2 separate regions of the Mus musculus genome follow, and region 1 is linked to region 2. A link is a loop called in an ENCODE intact Hi-C map of the cell type or tissue named here. Cell type or tissue: heart. All regions are shown on one strand. Each heading gives the region's core, and the rest is flanking DNA. Links, peaks and the distances in the headings are about the cores only. Region 1 has its middle 19 kb from the start of Higd1a. Region 2 overlaps Pomgnt2 (protein O-linked mannose beta 1,4-N-acetylglucosaminyltransferase 2).

What was found. A loop is a pair of places that touch in the nucleus more often than their neighbours do. Peaks named below come from ENCODE experiments on the same cell type or tissue, not always from the same donor. Only the 100,000 strongest peaks of a DNase experiment are listed, where the experiment ranks them.
Region 1: a loop joins it to region 2, with 2.9 times the contacts of the local background. A loop is called at or near these places in 21 of 42 quality-filtered maps.

The regions. Positions count from the first base shown.
Region 1 is chr9:121,871,489-121,882,011 of GRCm38, reverse strand. No RefSeq gene overlaps it. Among named protein-coding and RNA genes, the nearest start is that of Higd1a, 19 kb to the right of the region's middle. In heart, for the core only: CTCF peaks have their summits at 1,092 (motif pointing left) and 4,747 (motif pointing right); a DNase peak (open chromatin) is centred at 1,011; H3K4me3 peaks cover 215 bases; H3K27ac peaks cover 270 bases.
Region 2 is chr9:121,979,367-121,989,889 of GRCm38, reverse strand. Pomgnt2 (protein O-linked mannose beta 1,4-N-acetylglucosaminyltransferase 2) reads left to right here. Exons shown (of 2, transcript NM_153540.4): 2 at 6,067-8,284. The coding sequence starts at 6,177. The coding sequence ends at 7,919. It overlaps Gask1a (golgi associated kinase 1A), which reads right to left. Exons shown (of 5, transcript NM_177743.5): 5 at 9,682-10,523. Among named protein-coding and RNA genes, the nearest start is that of Gm39463, 11 kb to the left of the region's middle. In heart, for the core only: a CTCF peak has its summit at 6,171 (motif pointing left); DNase peaks (open chromatin) are centred at 4,589, 6,229 and 7,489.

The DNA of each region.
Region 1 (10,523 bases), core at 868-8,867, 110 kb after region 2:
TGCAAAAGGTCTGGGGACTTGGAAGCAGGATTACACCTCCTCGTCATTCCTTCATTTGGAATATGACCCCACAGTTTGTCAGCACTAAAGCTGAATTTCATATCCCGTCAACAGACATCACCCATGACTTCCTGGAAAATCTGTTTCCCAGAACTACTGGTGTATCTTGAATTTAGAACACTAGTAAACATACAAAGGGCTGGGAGATGTCTCAGTGGGTAAAGTGCTTTCTGAACAAGCGTGAGGACCTGAGTTCATACAAAGAGCTGGGTGTTGGGGGCCTGAGGGCTGCTTTAGCCGTTAAGAGCATTGGCTGCCCTTCCAAGATCCGAGACTCCCAGCATGCACACAATGGCTCACAACTGTCTGTAACTCTAGTTCCAGGGGATATGGTGCAGTTATACATGCAAGCATAAAAATTAAATTTTAAAATTAAAAAAAAAAAAAAAAAAAGATGAGTGGGTGGCACCCATCTGTAATTCTATTGCTGGAGAGAGACAGGCAGATCCCTGGAGTTTGCTGCCCTCTAGCCGAGCTGGTGAATGCCAGGTTCACCGTGGACACATGTGTACACCCACATACAAATACACATAGACACAACATACAGTGTACCACAGTTTCTTAAAGTTGTGGCGACTGAGCCAGATTCTTTTAGGATCCCTACAATTTCGACAGGCTCCCAGATTCAAACATTCCAGAGATTTGAGCCGGAACAAGGTCATGAAACCAAATGTTCCTGAAGACGAAGAGTTCTCTGTTTAAATCCGGATCACACTCCTGCTCAGACCAAGGCCCCCTGCAGAAGCCTGTTTAATTTCTTTAGGATTTTTATTTTTATATGTATGCATGTGCTTATGCACACGTGTTCACGTGCTCAGGTAACCACGGAAGCCAGAAACGAGCTTCCGCCCACCCCCGCCCCGCCCTCGCCCCAGCGGAAGCCACAGGGAGTCGTGAGCCACTTGACCTGGGTGTTAAGAGCTGAAGTCAAACCATCTGGAAGAACAGCAAGTGCGCCTAACAGCTGAGCCATCTCTCCAGCCCATCAGCCACTAGCAAGGAAGAGACCAGCGCCCTCTACTGGGAGCACGTCTAAGAATCTGTAACATCCTAATAGCATCCATTCACCAAGCGTTTGGGTTCCAGGGCCATTTTCATTTCCCCAAGGAAGTTTGCAGGCTCATTACCAGAGGCTGGGACATCTTGGGGGACACATGCCTATGCCCACATAATGGGCACACCTTAACTCAAAGTGCCTCCCTTCACGCCCCCACATCCTTCATGTTACACATTCCTTCTTGGCAGTGCAAGATTCCCTCTTCCTTGCTTACTGGGAGTCAGGGACAGCCTGACTACAGGGCAACTCTCCCTTCCACTGAGACCTAAAAGAAACCCACACTTTGCCTTGAGGGTCTGAACTCTCATTGGAGCTTCCACCACGTTCGTGGTGCTAAACTAATAAATCTCTTACTAGACAGGATAATCTGCCTTAGTGTCCCACCTCAACCCCAAACCGGAGACCTTTCACTCTGTGGCCCAAAACAGCCAACCAATACGCAATCTGTGGCAGGGAGGATTGCGTCTGAGGTAGTTTGGAAGTGAGAGAAAGTTTTATAGAGGTCACCACGTGAGGAGTTTGGGGAAGATGCTAAAGCCTGCCGCACTAGTCATCTTTGCAAAGGCCTGAAAGAGGGGAGACCTGTGGACGAGGCAGTTGCCAACAAACGACTGGGTAGTCTGAGTGGGCATTCCTGGGCTCTCTGTATGGTCAAGATCCACCCTGCAGGATCTCACTTCACCTCCTGCACCTAAGGTGACTCCTTTGGCATCTGCACACAGTGCCAGGAACCTTCTGAGTGGTTGTGCCTAGTGCACCACGGTGCCTCACAGTGCACTGCCTCTCTCTCTGCAGGCTGCAACTGCTCCAGGGCCTCGGTGCTCTCTGACGTACATCTAGGCTTGTCTTGTCCTATCCATTTGATGTGTTTGTAGTTTGTCAACTCCTCTAGAGCCGTGACTTACAAAGACATTACCAGAATTTTAGGATCAAAGCCTAGCTCTGGATGTCCCAGTAAGGTAGTTAGTTCAGCCTCCCAGCCCCAATAATGGCAATCGATCAAAGAGTCAAGTAATAGTGAAAAGCAGAGAAAAGTTTATTCAGTCTGTGGCTACACTGAGATGAGGAACAGTGAGGTGCAGGACACCCATGTCTGTATTCAGGGTCATGACATGAGGTTTAGAATGCGTGTGTGTGTTTCTGTGTGTGTGTGTCTGTGTATGTGTCTGTGTATCTGTGTGTGTCTGTCTGTGTCTGTCCTGTGTCTGTGTCTCTCTGTGTGGCTGTGTGTTTGTGTGTCTCTGTGTGTCTGTGTTGTGTATGTCTCTGTGTGTGTCTGTATGTCTATGTATGTGTCTGTATGTCTGTGTCTGTGTTGTGTCTGTATGTGTTCCTGTGTGTCTGTGTGTGTTGTGTCTGTATGTGTTTCTCTGTGTTTTTGTGTGTGTCTGTGTGAATATGTATCTCTGTGTTGTATCTGTGGATGTGTGTGTTTCTGTGTTTGTGTGTGTGCATATGTCTGGGTCTGTGTTGTGTCTGTGTGTCTTTGTGTGTGTCTGTGTCTGTAGGTGTTTCTCTCTGTGTATGTTTGTGTGTATATGTGGAAGCCAGAGTTAGATATCAGTTATCTTTCTCAGTTGCTCTCTACCTTACTCTCTGGTTCTCTCACTGATTCTGCTAGACTAGCTGGCCAGCAAGCCCAGGATCCTCCTGTGGGAAGCCACATGTGCCGTTGCAGAGTAGCGCTGGCTACTGCTGGCCACCACGCATAAGTTTGGACAAATAACCAATGTGTACATATGCAGTAAAGTTTTTTTGTCCAGTCACTGCCTGGCCCGACGCATATTAATCAGGTACTGGTAGCATAACCAATCAGGTATGGACACGTCACTCCTAGGCCTATATAAGCAGCACCATTTCTGGGCTCAGGGTCTTTCGCCTCTGCAATCAATGCTCTCCCAATAAACGTGTGCAGAAGGATCCTATTGTGGCGTCGTTCTTGCTGGCGAGTCGGGCGCGCAAGATCCTCCTGCCTCCACTTCCCTGCTCCGGGATTATGCCAACCACAAAGCCTCTGTCTTGATCACTGAGTGGTCCTTGTGACCTCAGGACCATACTTGAGTCTAGCAGACCTAAGGAGCTCCCAGAGGACTTGGGGGAGTGGCTACAGGCAAATAACACAGAAGCTGTCGTCTTGACCTCTTGTGTCCTATCCTGGCTGCAGAATACCCTGAGACATCTCTAAGACAGTGATTGTGGATGGTTACAGCCAGGTCCAGCTTTGAGCATGGGTGCTGGAGATCCAAACTCGGGCTCCTTACTGACTGAGGTAGTTCCTCAACCAGAGGCTTGGGCAAGAGATAATCCTAACTCTGCAGTCCTGGTAAAGGTATGCCCCTGCCCAGCACGTCTACACGAGTCTCTTCTGTAAGGTGATCTGACTAGTTGTCAGACCGTGTGAAATAATCTCTCTGGAGACAGGCTCCTCCTTGAGCTAGCACCAGCATGTCAAGTATTCCCTGCCCCCTGCATAGGATTTCCAGGAAATTTTTATCCTTTGGGCCATTGTTCAGTAGTCTAACAGCCAGAGGGAGGGACACAGTTGTACCTCTGCTCCTGCCAGGGTAGTTCCAGGGAGGTTCATGGTCAAAGAAAGCCAAAGACACTTCCATTTGGGTTCTTTCTTGAACTTCATCTTCACAGAGCCCGGATTTGCTACAGCATTTGTAAGGATTTAGGTGCCCAAAGGAACCCTAAACTAAAATGACTAATTATTAATACGAAAGCAGATCAAAGGGGCTAGAGAGTGGTTAAGAGCACTGACTGCTCTTCCAGAGGTCCTGAGTTCAATTCCCAGCAGCCACATGGTGGCTCACAACCATCTGTAATGGGATCTGATCCGATGCCCTCTTCTGGTATTACTGAAGATAGCTACAGTGTACTCACATAAAATAAATAAATAAATAAATCTTAGAAAGAAAGAAAGAAAGAAAGAAAGAAAGAAAGAAAGAAAGAAAGAAAAGAAAAGAAAAGAAAGAAAGAAAGAAAGAAAGAAAGAGAAAGAAAGGGAAAGGGAAAGGGAAAGGGAAAGGGAAAGGGAAAGGGAAAGGGAAAGGGAAAGGGAAAGGGAAAGGAAAGGAAAGGAAAACAAATGAAAGCAGACCAATAAGGAACATCTCGGGGCGAGCTCAGCAGTAGAGAGCTCACTTTGAGAGCTCACTGCTCTTGCAGAGGGCATGGGTCTAATTCCCAGCAACTCACAACCCCTGTAATTCCAGCCATGTGGGTTCTGATGCACTCTTCTGGTTTCCTTTGGGCACCTTATATGCATGTAGTATAAAAAACAGAGAGTCAGGCATGTGCACACACAGAGAACACACAGATAACTGTCCTGGTGGAAAGAAACTGCTGAAATGAGGGCTGGTAGCCAGGCTGATGTGGCTTGAGTCCCAGGGCTGGTGACTGCTTCCATAGGTCTAGTGTCCATCTCAAGTCTTGGAAGGGCTTCAAGCCACTTAAGGTCTGCTGATGCAACACTTTTTTAGATTTGCAGAGCACTGTCATTTAGATGTATCTCACAGAAACTTTAACGCTTGTAAGTGGTGTGTGATTTATATACATGTTGGGAAACAGTCTTTTTCAGAGAGAAAGCATTCCTGGGATATTCCTGATGTAGTAGCATGTTTCTGCCAGTAGAGGTTGCCCTTGGGTCCCCAGAAGGTAAGCAGGCCAGTCCTGCTGAGGATTCCTACCTAATAAAATGCCTATCGTCTCTTGCAGGATCGGCCCCTGCTTTTTCAGCACTGAGGAACTGGTTAAATACAAAGCCATGTGCACAACAAGAATTCTTTTTTTCACACCACCTCACCCAGACCTTCTCCTTGAGAGAGCACTGGGCTTGGATGAGCAGGGAGAGGATGAGAGGACCTGGTGGACCAGTGCCCTTTCATAGAGGCTGTGAGTGCAGAGAAGGAAGGTGTGGGTGTCCAGGCAGCCTCCCACACCAAGGTCTGGTTGGTTGTACTCAGCTAAGGATACAGCAAGTGGCAGGGATGTTCACTGTGCTGCTGTGTTATAGGACAGTTGCTCCCGGGAAGCAGATTGCTTTCTTTAACACTTTAACCAAAAATCAAGCTTCTTTCACAAACCCAATAGGCTGAGCCCATAACAAAAGTCTCCAGGAGCTTTTGTGCTGAGAGTAATGATCTCGGTCTGAACACCAATGCTGGAGGCTCTCTGCTCTCTCCCTGCAAAACCTGCTGACTGTGCTGGCCAGGGGATCAGGTTTGGGCAGTCTTCACTCTCCAACGTCCTTTCAAGTCCTGGAGACATTGGGATATAAGGGACATACCTCGACAAACTGAGGTGGTCTGTAGCAAGCGCACAGCCAACATCCACCTAAATGGAGATAAACTCAAAGCATGCCCACTAAAATCAGGAACAAGGCAAGGTTGTCCCCTCTCTCCATACCTATTCAGTGCAGTACTTGAAGTCTTTGCTAGAGCAGTAAGACAACTGAAGGAGATCAAGGGGATACAAACAAGAAGGGAAGAAGTTAAATTATCTTTATGTGAAGATGATTGTATACATAAGTGACCCTAAAAATCTCATCAGGAAATTCCTAATGAACTCTTTCTGCAAAGTAACAAGACACAAAATTAATACACAGAAATCGGTAGACTTTGCTGGAAGGTGGTGGTGCGCACCTTTAATCCCAGCACCTGGGAGGCAGAAGCAGGCTATCTCTGTGAAGCTGAGGCCTGGTCTACAGAGCAATTCTAAGACAGTGAGGGCTACCCAGAGAAACCCTGTCTCAAAAACCAAAGTGGGGGGTGGGGGGGGTGATGGTGGTGAATAAGTAAATTTCCTATATACAAATGGCAAATGAGTTGAGAAAAAAAATCAAGAAAATAATATCTTCCACAACAGCCACAAGAAATAAAAGAAAATACCTTGGATTAACTCTAATCAAGCAAGTGAAAGACTTGTATGATTAAAAAAAAAAACCTTAAGACATTGATGAAAGAAATTGAAGAAGCTATCGGAGGATGGAAAGATCTCCCATGCTCATGCATCAATAGGATTAATAAAGTAAAAACACCCATCCTACCAAAACCAACATATCTGTTCAATATAATTTCCATCAAAATCCAACACAATTCTTCACATAACTTGAAATGGCAATTCTCAACCTTGTATGAAAATACACATGCACACACACAAACCATGATAGCCAAAACAATCCTGAATAATAAAAGAACCACTGGAGGCATCGCTGTGCTACAAATCTCAAACTGCACTACAGAGCTACAGTAATAAAGACAGCATGGCACTGGCATAAAAACAAGCACATTGATCAATGGAACCGAATCAAAGACCCAGACCTATGTCCACACACCTATGGACATCTGATTTTTCATAAAGAAGCCAGAAATACACACTGGAAAAAAAGATAGCATCTTCAACAAAAGGGGCTGGTTTAATTAAATGCAAACAGATCCATACTTATCACTCTGCACAAAACTCAACTTCAAATGGATCAAAGATCTCAACATAATGCCAGATACCCTGAACCTGATCAAAGAGAGCGTGTGGGTGTGGAATAGGCTTAAGCTCATTGGCACAGGAGAAGACTCTCTGAACAGAGCACCAATAGCACAGGCACTAAGACCTGGGATTAATTAATAAATGGGACCACAGCAAACAGAAAAGCTTCTGTATGGCAAAGGACACCATCATTCATACAAAATCAGGAAACAAAATGGGGAATAAATTACCAACTACACATCATCCAGAGAGCTAAAATCTAAAATACATAAAGAACTTTAAAAGCCGGACTTCAAGAAAACAAATGAGCCAATTAAAAGATCGGGTACAGGTCTCAAAAGGATAAACACAAGTGGCTGAGAAGCACTTAAAGGACTGTTCAGCATCCCCAGGCATCAGGGAAATGCAAATCAAACGACTTTAAGATTTCATCTTAAACCACTCAGAATTGTCAAGGTCAATCAGATGGCAGCTCATTCTGGCGAGGAGGCGAGGTCAGGGCAGGTCATCTGTTCCTGGTACAAACTTGTACAGCCACTAGGGAACAAGTACGGCAGTTCCTCGGAAAGCTGGGAATAAGCCCACCTCAGATCCAGCTCTACCACTCTAGGCCATCTACCCAATGGATGCTAAGTCACACAGCAGGCACTTCCTCCTCAAGCATGCTCACTGCTGTTCTATTCATAATGGCCAGAAATTGGAAACAGACTAGATATCTGTCAGTGGGCGAGTGGATAAAGAAAATGAGGTACAGTTATTCAATGGAATATTACTCAGCTGTTTAAAAAATGACATCGTAAAGTTAGCAGGTCAATGGATGGAGCTGGGGGAGAAAAACACAGCAAAGGCATCCTGTGTGAGGTAATACAGACTCAAAAGGACAAATATGGAATGTACTCGCTTTTATGTGGATGTCAGTGCAAAGCATTTGATAAGCAAGCTGCAGTCCATATAACCAGAGGTTAGGTATAGAGTAAGGAGCTGGCAGGAGGGTTGGATCACCCTAGGAAGGGGAAATAGAATCGTTATGGATGAACAGGGGGTGGCAGGTTGGAATGGAGGCTCAAATTAGGGGTGGCCGAGAGCACGTGGAAGAACAGCTAACTAACGGCCGTTTGAGGGACTTAGGGAAACCTAAATACAGTTCCAGCTTCCTAAAACATAAACATATATGAAGGTGATGTAAACAGGGGATACAAAGCCCCAGCTGGACATCTCTCCTCACCAAATGGAGCTTCCAGTTCTGAGAATGGGTTATGTCTAATTGAGTGGTTGGCCAAAGGAGCCGGCCCTATGAGAAGCCAGGAACAACCCAGGTCACTGCCAAGGATGCTCATAGCTCTCCACAAGCTAATGGCAGGGCCCTGTTGCTGAAGTCAGGACCTACCATCGCACTGAGCATAGAGAAATCAAGCTGGTAGCTTAGAGCCTTCACCCCTGCTGTTCATGATACTGGAGTGTACCATGTAACCTACCAGAGGAGAACAGTAAATCCCAAGCCAACAACAACCCTGTGATCTACAACAGTGGCCTGTCTGCAAGCTGCACTGGAGCAAGAGTGGCCCAGAGCTTGTGGGAGTAGCCAGCCACTATCTGATTGGATGCCAGGCCCACTCCAGAGTAAACAGCCAGTGTCTGATTGGATGCCATGCTCATTACAGAGTAGCCAGCCACTATCTGATTGGATGCCAGGCCCACTCATGGGATGAAACCTGTCTTAGGGTTTCACTGCTAAGAAGAGACACTATGACCAAGGCATCTCTCATAAAGGACAACATAAAATTGGGGTTATCTTACAGGTTCAGAGGTTCAGTCCATTATCAACATGGCAGGATGTGTGGCAGCATCCAGGCAGACCCAGTACTGGAGAAGGAGACAAGAGTTCTACATCTTGATCAGAAGGCAGTCAGGGGTAGACTGGCTTCCAGGTAGCTTGGGGGAGGGTCTCAAAGTCCCACTACCCCTGCAGAGTGACACACTTCCTCCAACAAGGCCACACCTACAGCAACAAGGCCACACCTCCTAATAGTGCCAATAATCCCTGGGCAACTATATTTAAACCACCATAGAACTCATCCCTGACACTGCTCAGGTGGCCAAATACCTGAGTCTGCAGAAAACCAAACACTACTGTTCTGCTGAAGAAACACAGCAAAAAAATGACTGCTACACTCATAGATCAGTGGGGGGGGGGGGAGAGGGAGAGAGAGAGAGGAGAGAAGAGAGAGAGAGAGAGAGAGGAGAGAGAGAGGAGAGAGAGAGAGAGAGGGAGGGAGAGAGAGAGAGAGAGGGAGGGAGAGAGAGAGAGAGAGGGAGAGAGAGAGAGAGAGAGAGAGAGAGAGAGAGAGAGAGAGAGAGAGAGAGAGAGAGAGAAAGAGAAACTTGGAACCCTCAACCCTGAATGAAATGTCTTCATCAAATCCCTCTGTAGGGCAGATGCAGAGGGCTGGTGGTCAAGAGGCCTCTCTGCTGGCCACAGCTCTGAAATCCTCACACTGAGGGATCCTGGGTTTCAGGATCCCTCATGTAAAACTAAAGTCACTTCAAGCATAGAGCCTTGTGACAATAATACTTATTGACAAGTTGACAGGCTCCTAGGAGATGAAACCTTTAGGCATGTCTTGAGGAAGTTTCCTGGACTGAAAACAAAACAAAACAAAAGAGCAACAATGTTGCTCCTTCTCTGCTTCCTAACCTCAGATGGACTAGGACCACAGCCTTGCTCTCCTGCTGTCAAGCCTTCCTTGACAGGAAAGACAGGATATACCCAAAACTATGACCTCAAACAAACCCTTCCTTTCTTGAGTTGCTTCTTGTAAGGTGTTTTGTCTTAGCAACAGGAAAAGAAGGAATGAACAGGAGAGAGCTAGCTGGTGTGATGGGGGCTGAGGGGGAAGGGAAGAGAGTGAGGCACAGGAGCACATGATCCCACTTGGCCTCCCAGTTGGGCACAGGTGACTATGGCTCACACCGCCCATCCCACAATACCCACAATCATGGCTAACCTCTCCCCTGACTTCTTTGGGAAGAGAATTTCTGAGAACTCATGGGTAATTACCTTAGTCACCAGTTTAACAGGGGCTGTTGTACAGAATGTTACATGGATAATCTACTTGTACCAAGTGAGCTAATCTGTTTTGAAAGCTGACACACCCATGTGAGTATGGCCAATTTTCTTGAGCTTTGACTTCTTCCAAAGTCCAGCTCTGCCACTGCCTTGACAGTACACATGGGCAAATGTGTGCCCTACTCTTCTAGACTTCTGTAACCCTCCCACTGACCCTCCTGTCTCTCCTACTCTCCACCCAAAGCTCACCCGTTCTTTTAACCCACTCATGTCTCTCCCATCCGCGGAGACCTACCCTGAGCTATTTCTAATACTGATTCCTGAGCTCAGGTGACATCACATTCTCCTCTCCCTGGAGCAGTCTATCCTCAGCTGGTTGTCAATAAATGCAACTATGGTGTTTATATTAAAGCCCACTCGCGTCAACCACATTATAGGCTCTATGTGCCATTAATCATATTAGCCTCCTCTTTATTGAGTGTGTAACACTAAGCATGCAGGACTTGTGCTTCATAATAAAATCCATCTGCAGTGTTACCAAGAACAGCTGATGTTTTCAACGTGGTGTACACCTAATAAGAGACCTCGGGGGATTCCCTCAGGTAGCCCAGGCAATCAGTCTTTATCCTGAATTAGACATCAAGTGTTAAGTTGGCTTGTGGGATTTCACTACCGCTCTATTTCCTGCCTCCAACACTCAAGCATCTGCATAACCAGTTTGCTATCTATGAGAACAGGAAGTCTCAGAAACAATTCCTTTTGGCAGGAGTAGGTATCACACACCTGTAATCCCAGCATGCAGGAGGCTGAGGCAGGAGCATCTTGAGTTTGAGGCCAACCTAGGCTACAGAG
Region 2 (10,523 bases), core at 1,281-9,280:
CCCTTGAGCCACCTCTCCACCCTTCACTCCTCACCCCATTCATTCTTATGTTAATATCTTGACCTGGGAGAGGCCCCCTTGAACATAGAGCGGGCATGTGAATGCTTTGTTAGCAGCTATTGTGGCCATGAATGAATCCTAAAGGAAAAACTCCCGAGGGCTCAAAGCCAAGGGACATCCATGCTCTACCCAAAGCGTCCATAGTTCACTAATAAACACATGCTGTGTTTAGGCTAAAGTACTTCCGTTGCAAAGAAAGGATACTGCCATAAAGTTAAATTGCTGTAATGTTTGTGTAGAACCTTGCCAGGAGCCCTGCTCTTGGGGGATCGACAGGTGAACAGCTGTTTCTGACACTCCTGCAGCTCTTTGGGCCAGAGCTTAGGAGCCAATGCACACCTGATTCCACCAGGTGGTGTGAGGCCAGCCGTCCCACTCTTGTCTACACGGTACAGTCGCCAGAAATTACAGATGAGGACTTTTCACATTTCACCTGCAGGACAGACTGAGCTGTGTCAAATCCCTGACTGTGATCATTAACGCTGGACGTTTAACCTCCAGTACTGTGAGGAAGTTTCTGTTGTTTAAGGCCCCGGCCCAAGGTGGTCAGCTGCTGCAGCCTCAGGTGGGCACCAGGCTCTGAACAGATATCTGCTGCCCTGCCAGGCTCTCAGCAAGCTGAGCTGTGACTGCCTCCATCCCAGGCCCCAGGTCATGTGGTCTGCCTTGCTTTTCCGTTTCCCACTGGTTCCTGATCTGTGAGTTTGTAGCCTGTATTCTCATCTAGGAATCCTGGAACCGGTGCTTCCTCCTTATCAGATTGTAAGGCCCATGTGAGTTTTTCCTGCATCTGGTGCTGGCCAGGGCATTCAGGAAATGGAGTTTGTGCCTGTGCTAGATGCCCAGGTGAGACCTGTCAGATGCTGCCCTTACTGTCTGCAGGTGTCAGCATTAGAGTTAAATAATGTCACCTGGGGTCAGTGGGAAGCATCCTAATGACTGCCTATATTTAAGGACTTTGGGAGCATATTTTTAAATCACCTACTCATTCGTTTCCTTTCTTAAAAAGAAAAAAACAAAGCCTATTCTACCAAGCTTTTTCCTGGCTGAGCCACTAAACTGAATTCATCCTAACCACACTTCTAAGGTTTCCAGCTGTAACAGTAGGAGGGAGACAGTGCCCAAGTTCCCAGATAAGGAGAGAGGTTTGAAGAGGGAAAGGAACCAGGCCGGGCCACGAAGCCCGTTCTCAGCATGGTCTGCAGGTGACCATGTGGCACAGTGAAGCAGAAGGGGAGCATCAGGTGGGGGCCACCAGCAGCTGTCACTGCTCCTCAGCACACGTGCCCTGCTTGGCCACTGAGTCAGGTCAGGAGTTATGTGGCCTCAAGCCTCCCCTGCCACAGTGAACTCAGGTCAGCAACGTCCTTCTCCAGGTTTGTGCCTAGCACATGCAGAACCCTTACTTCCTGTTCTGTTCACGTGGGCTGAAGAGTCTGCACTCCGTTCCCTAAACACACACACACACACACACACACACACACTCTCTCACACGTTATCACACAACTTACATGTCTTTTTTTTTTAAGATTTATTTATTATTATACATAAATACACTGTAGCTGTCTTCAGACACGCCAGAAGAGGGAGTCAGATCTCATTATGGATGGTTGTGAGCCACCATGTGGTTGCTGGGATTTGAACTCAGGACCAAATGCTCAGTCAGTGCTCTTACCTGCTGAGCCATCTCGACAGCCCAATTTACATGCCTTTAGACATAATTTTGCACATGCATATATACTGGGTATGCATATGTGTATATTTATATATACAGGTACACACATACTGTACTAGTTACCTCCACACACTGACTTGTACATATGATCAGTGGGGAATCGGATTAGCTAGCCATGACCCACCCTGTGCTGCCCTGCAAGGCAGGAATACTGGTTCAGCAATGTTGGCTGGTGTCCATTCTGCTATTGGTAGCACACCATGCTGTGGTTGATCATGTTCAGTGTTGGGCCTGTGTCCATCCGTACATCCAGTGCCTGCCATAGGGACAATCAAGGAAGAAAGCTAAGGTCTTTTGTCATGAAAGACTTGAGAACACAGCTCTCCACTGAGTCACAGGTCCAGGCCTCAGCAGACATTTTTGAGGGAGGCTTGTCTCCAAGGTTATTCTAGATTCTGTCAGGTTGGCGATAAAGACTCACCGAGAGCTTGGCTTCTCATGGAGCTGGAGCGCGGGGCTGTCCCTCTGCCTCTCAGATGGCACTGTGCTCTGTCCTAGGCACTCTGCTCCTCCCCTCTCCTGGAAGGAAGGCCCATTGCACTGGACAGCCTGTTGCACACAACAGCATGGCAGGGAATATGAACGGTGCTTTTTGCTTGCTTGGGACCCCCGCACCAGGGAGAAGGGGTCCTGAAAATGACCTGACTCAAGCCATGGTTCTGTGCGTCCTTTCCATAGCAAGCATCTTTTCCATGAAGGAAGTTTGTTTCTAGGGGTCTGGGTTCATTGGGTAAAGTGGCCCAAGTTTGAATTCTCTGATAAAAGCTGTGTACAGAGGCTTGTGACATCTGTAACCCCAGTGCTGGGGCTGGCATGGGAGCCAGACAAGAACATCCCCGGTGGTTAAAAACACTTGTTCTTGCACAGAGCTCAAGTTTGGTTCTCGGTTCCCATGTGACAGCTCACGGCCATCTGTAACTCCAATTACAGAGCATTGGTTGTCCTTTTGGTCCTCCAAGGGTATCGTACTTATATGTTGCACAGACGTAGATGCAGGCAAAACACTCATACACATAAATAAAAAGGTCATTAAAAATTAAATAGAACAGAGAGTGAGCAGGGAAAGTACTTGTCATTGACCATGGACCTCCACAGGCATGTGCACAGATGTCATTGACCTCCACAGACATGTGCACACATGTGCATGTGCACAGATGTCATTGACCATTGGCCTCCACATGCATGTGCACACATGTCATTGACCTTCACAGGCATGTGTGCACATATGTCATTGACCTCCACAGACATGTGCACACATGTGCACAGATGTCATTGACCTCCACAGGCATGTGCACACATGTGCATATATGTGCATGCACACCCTCACGTATTTACACACTTATCACACACAAGTTTGTTTCCGAAAAGTTTACTTACAGCCCTCTCCCTCCTTGCTGGCAGAGCAGAGGAGGGGCCACAGAAGCTGCTTCTGTTAAGGGGCAGACTCGTGGTCTGAGTCTATTAAAGGCTCTGAGGCCATTCTCAGAGTAATGTTGAGATTGGAGCTGGCATGTTTGAACTTCTCTGTCCTCAGCCAGGTTTGCCTTTACACTGTCTCCATCACCAGGCTTGCTTGGGGAAATAAGCAGGGACACAGTCACAGCCCCCCGCCAGCAGTCAGGGACTTGTGCAGAGGAATTACAGATCTCTTACATGGGGTGGGGCTGGGGTGTTCTGCATTGGGGTTCCTTTTCCTGGTGTGATACAGGCAGGGGTTTTGTTTTAGGTGTGGTTGTCATGGGTGCCACATATGCTAAGACACTGAGCAGGGCCTGGCTCTTACTTTAAAATGTACATGGTGGCCTCACCCAGACTGGACACAGGCAGAGAAGCTCTTTCTTCGTGTGAAGTGTCCATCACAGACCCTCATCCTGTCTAGAGCCCGTCTGTCAGGAAGCTCTGGGCACTTGGAGCCCAGAGGGTGGGTGTCTCCTTTAGTCTTCAGAGCATGCTCGCCTGCAGACCCTAAGGAGCCAGCAGAGGCTTTCAGGGTGAGTGGGTGGAGAAAATAATACGTTTTCCCAGGTGGCTCCAGCCTCTTGCTCAAGTAGTCTTAGCAGCCTCCATTTGCCTTTGATTAAAGCTCTTCCTGCCTCTGTCTGATATCTTGGTTCTGCCAAAACTTTTGATCTTGCTGACTTAAGTAGAATGCTACAATGCAATTGGAGTGGGTGTGGGGTCATGCAGGAGAATGTGGGAAAGACCCTGGATTTTATCATGACCGCTGAGTGCCCCATACCATGGCTCCTTCACAGTGACAAAATACAGGGCCCCATTAGAAAGGATATTCTAAAGCAAAGGTGGTGAACAAGTCTGTTGTCTGTCCTCAGTCCTGGTTTACCTGAGTGAGTGTACGCAATCAGAAAGGCTAACCCACATAGCCACAGCCTTACCCCCGTGGGTGAGCTCAGAGCCCTTGGAGAAGCCTTCGCACAGTCCCTTAGCTACACTCAGTCATCTGGTTCCAGTCACTCAGTTCCAGTCACTTGGCCTTGGTTGGGGCTGCCTGACTGTAAGTAGCAGAGTCAGTCCACCCCATGCGTTAGACCACAGGAGGATCTGGCAGAATGTTTACTCTCAGAAATTCCCATTTCCCCCCTTCCATATCTATACTACCCTCTGCCAGCACCATATTAGAAGGCCATAGGATGGGTACTCACATCTAACTAGAAACACCTTCCATCCTCTGAGGGTCCAGAAACAGCCAGGGTCAGGTCCTGTGACCCTTCTACCCCAGGGTCTGACCTGAGTCTCCTGCTGCCTCCTGCAGTCCTGCTTCTCTCCAGCAGATGGCACTGGTGTCAAGCTGCTGATTCTCTGTAACTGGTTTGCTGTGTCATGCGGTTTCTACGGAGATTGGGGGGTCACAGGGATATGGATGCAGCATTGTTCTGCTGGGGCTGTGCACATCACTCAGAAAGCTGTGCCCTCCTATCAGGTGCCTGTCTGTGATAAGCCAGAGCCCCTACTCAACCCAGCTTCAAAGATGAAGACAGTTCTCTCACATCAGGAGACTTGGAGACATCAGGGTTCCTGTGACTCTCCTGCAGTCTGTGCCCTCAAGCCGGTTTGCTTGTGGTTGGCAGCCATGAGACACCCCTTTTCTCCTGCCCATTGGGTAGGAACACGGACTGGCTTCTTCACCTAGTCTGAGCAGTGCCTCTTAGACAGCAGGGTTGGGCCAGAAATGCAGAAGTGAGCTCTCTGGCACCCCAAGGGCCGCGTCTCTGCCTCCTCTGGTTCCCAGGAGATTCAGCACGGGGACTCTGAGGATGTGTGAGGACACCGAGGAACTCCTTAGGAAGAGTGGACATCGACAGAAACGACCATCTCACTGCTAACCTGGAGACCCAGGGAGCAAGGCTGGGTACTGCCCCAGTCCAGGGCGCCTCAGTGGCACCCGGCCACACTCACTGACTGCTCTTTGTCTCCTTTTGGAGATTTCTGTGCTTAGATTTGAAACACTGTTTCAAGGAGCAGTGACCGAAGCAGCCAGTCAGCTCCTGCCTAACACTGCCCAGCCTTGGCTCTGAATCACGAAGGCAGGAGAGTGCCCAGGGTGCTTCCGGACACATGTGGCTCTTTATTGACCATCAGGTGTCCCAACCCTTTTCCTTGCCCTGGAGGCCTCACCTCTCAGGAAACCTAACAACGAAATGGTTCTTTTTGTACATCAGAAAAAGGTTGGGTGCCAGGATTTCAACCAGTACATCATCTCTGACCTCCAAGGCACTTGAACACTTGCTCTTATTAACAGGTGCCTGAATTCCAAACGAAAGGCCACCCAGGAGGCCAAGTGAGTGAATGTGCCTGGTCCTTAATCCCCAGAGGCCTCAGTACTAGCACTAATTACTAATTGGAAATAGATGTTGGCCCAAAACCTGTGCCTCGCTGAAGTTCTGCGGGGCTCTGATGGTGGTAATGTTTTTCCTCCACAGCACAAGTATGTGTAGCACACTCCTCTTGGCGTCATCAGAGGCTGTTGAAGCCACAAGGTACTTTACCTTAAAGCAGAACAGATTCAGCTAGCTGCTATTGAAGGGGGGCGGTGAGGGTTCATCCAGGTAGAGGCAGCTGAGTGATGCAGGTGTGATTAGAAGAGTAACGTGTGCCCATGAACACACACAAATCTTTTAAAAGCCTAGAACCTGTAATTTGACTCACGTTATGTTACCAGGGAGCTTTGCTGAAGAGGTAGGGTGGAGGAAGCACACGGTGGGAGTGTGCTGTGACTCCTGGCTGGGTTGACTCTTCTCTCTGACCCTTTGCAGGCATTTTCTGGTCCTCCAGTAGTACACTTAGGGATGGATGGGTGAAGTCCCCCGGGCTGTGGCACTGCCCAGCAGCCATCGTCTCGCTGAGGCCCCCTGGTGGCGATAGGATGCACCTCTCTGCCGTATTCAACGCCCTCCTGGTATCAGTGCTGGCTGCGGTCCTGTGGAAGCATGTTCGGTTGCGGGAGCATGCGGCCACGCTAGAGGAGGAGCTGGCCCTTGGACAGCAGTCCCTGGATCCAGTCCTAGGACTGAAGATCGACTACCCGAAGGCCCTGCAGATCCTCATGGAGGGCGGCACCCACATGGTGTGCACAGGCCGCACCCACACGGACCGCATCTGCCGCTTCAAGTGGCTCTGCTACTCCAATGAGGCCGAAGAATTCATCTTTTTCCATGGCAACTCATCTGTGATGCTGCCCAACCTGGGCTCCCGGCGCTTCCAGCCGGCCCTGCTGGACCTGTCCACTGTGGAGGACCATAATGCCCAGTACTTCAACTTCGTGGAGCTGCCCGCTGCAGCCCTGCGCTTCATGCCAAAGCCAGTGTTCGTGCCTGATGTAGCCCTCATCGCCAACCGCTTCAACCCCGATAACCTCATGCACGTCTTTCATGATGACCTGCTCCCACTCTTCTACACACTGAGGCAGTTCCCCGGCCTGGCCCAAGAGGCCCGGCTCTTTTTCATGGAGGGATGGGGTGAGGGTGCCCACTTTGACCTCTATAAACTCCTCAGCCCCAAGCAGCCGCTTCTACGTGCACAGCTCAAGACACTGGGCCGACTGCTCTGCTTTTCCCATGCTTTCGTGGGCCTGTCCAAGGTTACCACCTGGTACCAATACGGCTTTGTACAGCCCCAGGGCCCAAAAGCCAACATCCTGGTCTCTGGCAATGAGATCCGGCAGTTCACGCGCTTCATGACTGAAAGGCTGAACGTGAGCCACGCGGGGGCGCCCCTGGGGGAGGAATACATTCTGGTCTTCAGTCGCACCCAGAACAGACTCATCCTGAACGAGGCAGAGCTGTTGCTGGAGCTGGCACAAGAGTTCCAGATGAAGACGGTTACAGTGTCCCTGGAGGACCACACCTTTGCTGATGTCGTGCGGCTGGTCAGCAATGCCTCCATGTTGGTCAGCATGCATGGGGCCCAGCTGGTTACGGCCCTCTTCCTGCCCCGCGGGGCTACCGTGGTTGAACTCTTCCCTTACGCTGTCAATCCTGACCACTACACCCCCTATAAGACGCTGGCCACACTGCCTGGCATGGACCTGCAGTATGTAGCCTGGCGAAACATGATCCGGGAGAACACAGTCACACACCCTGAGCGACCGTGGGACCAAGGGGGCATCACCCACCTGGACCGGGCTGAGCAGGCCCGTATCCTGCAGAGCCGAGAGGTCCCCCGGCATCTCTGTTGCCGGAACCCAGAGTGGCTATTCCGAATCTACCAGGACACCAGGGTGGACATCCCATCCCTTATGCAATCCATTCGGCGTGTGGTGAAGGGCCGGCCGGGGCCACGGAGGCAGAGGTGGGCAATCAGCCTGTACCCGGGCAAGGTGCGGGAGGCTCGATGTCAGGCGTCAGTGCAGGGTGCCACCGAGGCCCGCCTGTCTGTGTCCTGGCAGATCCCGTGGAACCTCAAGTACCTGAAAGTGAGGGAGGTGAAATACGAGGTGTGGCTGCAGGAGCAAGGGGAGAACACGTATGTGCCTTACATGCTGACCCTGCAGAACCACACCTTCACAGAGAACATCAAACCTTTTACCACCTACCTGGTGTGGGTCCGCTGTATATTTAACAGGAGCCTCCTGGGACCTTTTGCAGATGTGCTGGTGTGCAGCACGTAGCCAGCAGACCATGGCCAGGCCTCTGGAGGGCACCTCTCGCAGCTCAGCTTTCCCAGGTCCACAGTTCTGCTAGCAGCTGTGGTGATAAATTATCTATTTATTGAGTAGGCTTGCACTAAGCCTGCTTCCCGAGTGTGCTTTTTGCAGATTTCTCTAGCTCTGAAGAGGTGGTGCCTGCCAGGGCCCGGGGATCTGCTCTTGCTAATAACCATGCTGTTTCCTGCTTTGGCCTTGGTGTAGGTCCTGGCCTCGAGAAACAGTGGTCACGTGGTTGGTGGGCTAGGCAGATAATCTTTGAATTTCATCTGTAGCTGAGTGACAGGTGTGTTTGGAGCAGTCATTAAATGATTATGAACATCTTGCCCAAGTCTTTTTCTGATGCCTTGTTAGCATGCACGAATTATACCTCGTAATAGGTTTTATGCAATGTTTTAGGGCATGTTTATAATGCACTTCAATACTGTTCACCTCATTAGCCTTTCCTGCCCCCTCCCACCGAGCTTTTCCTCTTTCCAACCCACCCCTCTTATTTTCAAGTCCCTTCGTGTCTTTATTTATGAGTCAACAAGTTTCTTAGGGTCGCTGACAAGCACATGGGTGAGGTTTTGTCTGCAAGGGCAACACCGTTGACTACACAACTAAAAAAAATGTCTCCTTTCAGACACTGACCTATAAATCCTCAGGGAGCCGTGCGGCCCTATTAGCTCCTCCCATTTCCATGACGAGGTAGAGATAGGCCAGATCATGGTTGGTCATCACAGCTGCTGTGAGTTCAAGAGTGCAGCAGCCTAGTCAGACCCAGAAGTCTGTGTTCCACTCCCCAGCCACCCATTCTTCTTGCCCCTTCCAGATATTCCTCGAGCCTGGGCGAGGCTGACATAGCTGCCCATGGATGAACACTTGGTAGTTACTCTCAGCACCGTAACCAGTTATGAGTCTCCAGGGACTGCTGGCACGGCAAACTTGACAGAGCGGGCGGCAGCACTGGTCTGTAGGCATGAAATTTTTTAGAAGATAATTTTGTAGGTGTGTCCTATCCATGAAGCACAGTGGCAGTAGCTTCCCTGTGAGAGAGAGCCCATGCCCTCCCCACCCACAGGCTTTTAACAGGTTCCAGCGTCAAACCTGAATTCCCTCCCGTGGAATGGTTCTCAAATCCAACCAGGAGGCAGTTGGTTTCCCCATAACAGACCTGTCCCTGTAGCATCAGTGGGCCCATCTTGCCTAGCTGTTGGCTACTATCTGCAGCCACAAAAGGTGGCTGATATGCCCCCGGCCAGCAGCCCGCACAACACTTTATACTGTGAGGGCTGGCGAGCAGGGGGGAAGTTCCGTTTCCATCTCGATTTCTCTGTGTCCTGCGACAGGTGTTTGGTGTTTTCAGCAGAAGGGTTTCATCATCATATTCTGGTGGGCAACAGGTGATTGCCTGTATTTGGGAGTGGTCTAAGGAGCCAACTTAAGCTACAGCTCAGAGAGTGTCGTTGGGCACATCTTATTGGATAGCAAGAAGCAGAGTTGACAGTCAGTACTTTTAATTTTGGTTGTCAAGGAGATGACATGGTAGGCTAGTGTCAGGACCGTGAAGGGAGAATGCTGGGTAGAGCTCCTTTGATGTGCCAGGTACATCACGCAGGCGGTGAAGAGGAGAGCGTCCTTTGGGGATATCCATAATACCCATGTTTGTCCTGGGTAGTGCCTGGCGGAGTGTTCTCCCTGATCATAGTGAAACCATAGATGCGCTCTCATTAAAGTCAGGAGTGAGATGTGGCTGAGCCTTTTTTAATCTCAAACAACAAAACAAGACCCAACCAAAGCCCTAAAACAGTATATATAAGGAGAAATTAAAACATAAAACTGAAAATTTGGTTTTCTACTGAAAGACTAGTAAGAGGCATATAAATATTTATCTAGAGGGCTTAAAGAGAGAACTCAGCAGCGATGCGGAGAAGCAAACTTCAGTTGCTGGCACTCATGAGGCAGCTCACGACCATTGTAACTCCAGTTCCAGAGGCCTCGGTTACCTCTGCTGTCTTCTGTGGGCACTGTGCGTGTACAGTGCACAAATGTGCATGCAGACAAAACACTCGTATACAAAAAAGAGATGTTTAAGTGGATCCTTACACCACCGAGCAGAATACAGTAACTTGGATTAGAACAGTGCCCAGTTTTGAAGCAGGCTCTTAAGAAACCCTGTGAGTGCAGCCCAGCACAGCTCACAAAAGGGCCTGTGTGTGCTTGGTTTTTATCTGATAAAAGTATACTTTCAGATGGGAACAGAATAGACTCTTGAATGGAATCTGGGGCAGTGAAACCAAAGTGATCTCTCAGATGGGGTTCATACAAATGAGCAGTCATGTAAAAGAGGTAAATAAATGACATTTCAATGACCGGAGGAGCAGAGCCGTTCTGAGAGGCTCGCAGGCTAACATGAACAAACTGGGCTGCACAGAATTACGGCTTCCTATTTCACAAAAGACAAACAGGTCAAGTCCCAAGTGGGAGACTGAGGGGAACCATGGGCAAGTCTAACAGCCAGGGCTGAGTGCAGCTCAGATTCAAAGCTCTCTTGTGCACAAACAGAACAGTCAGCCTAAAACACAC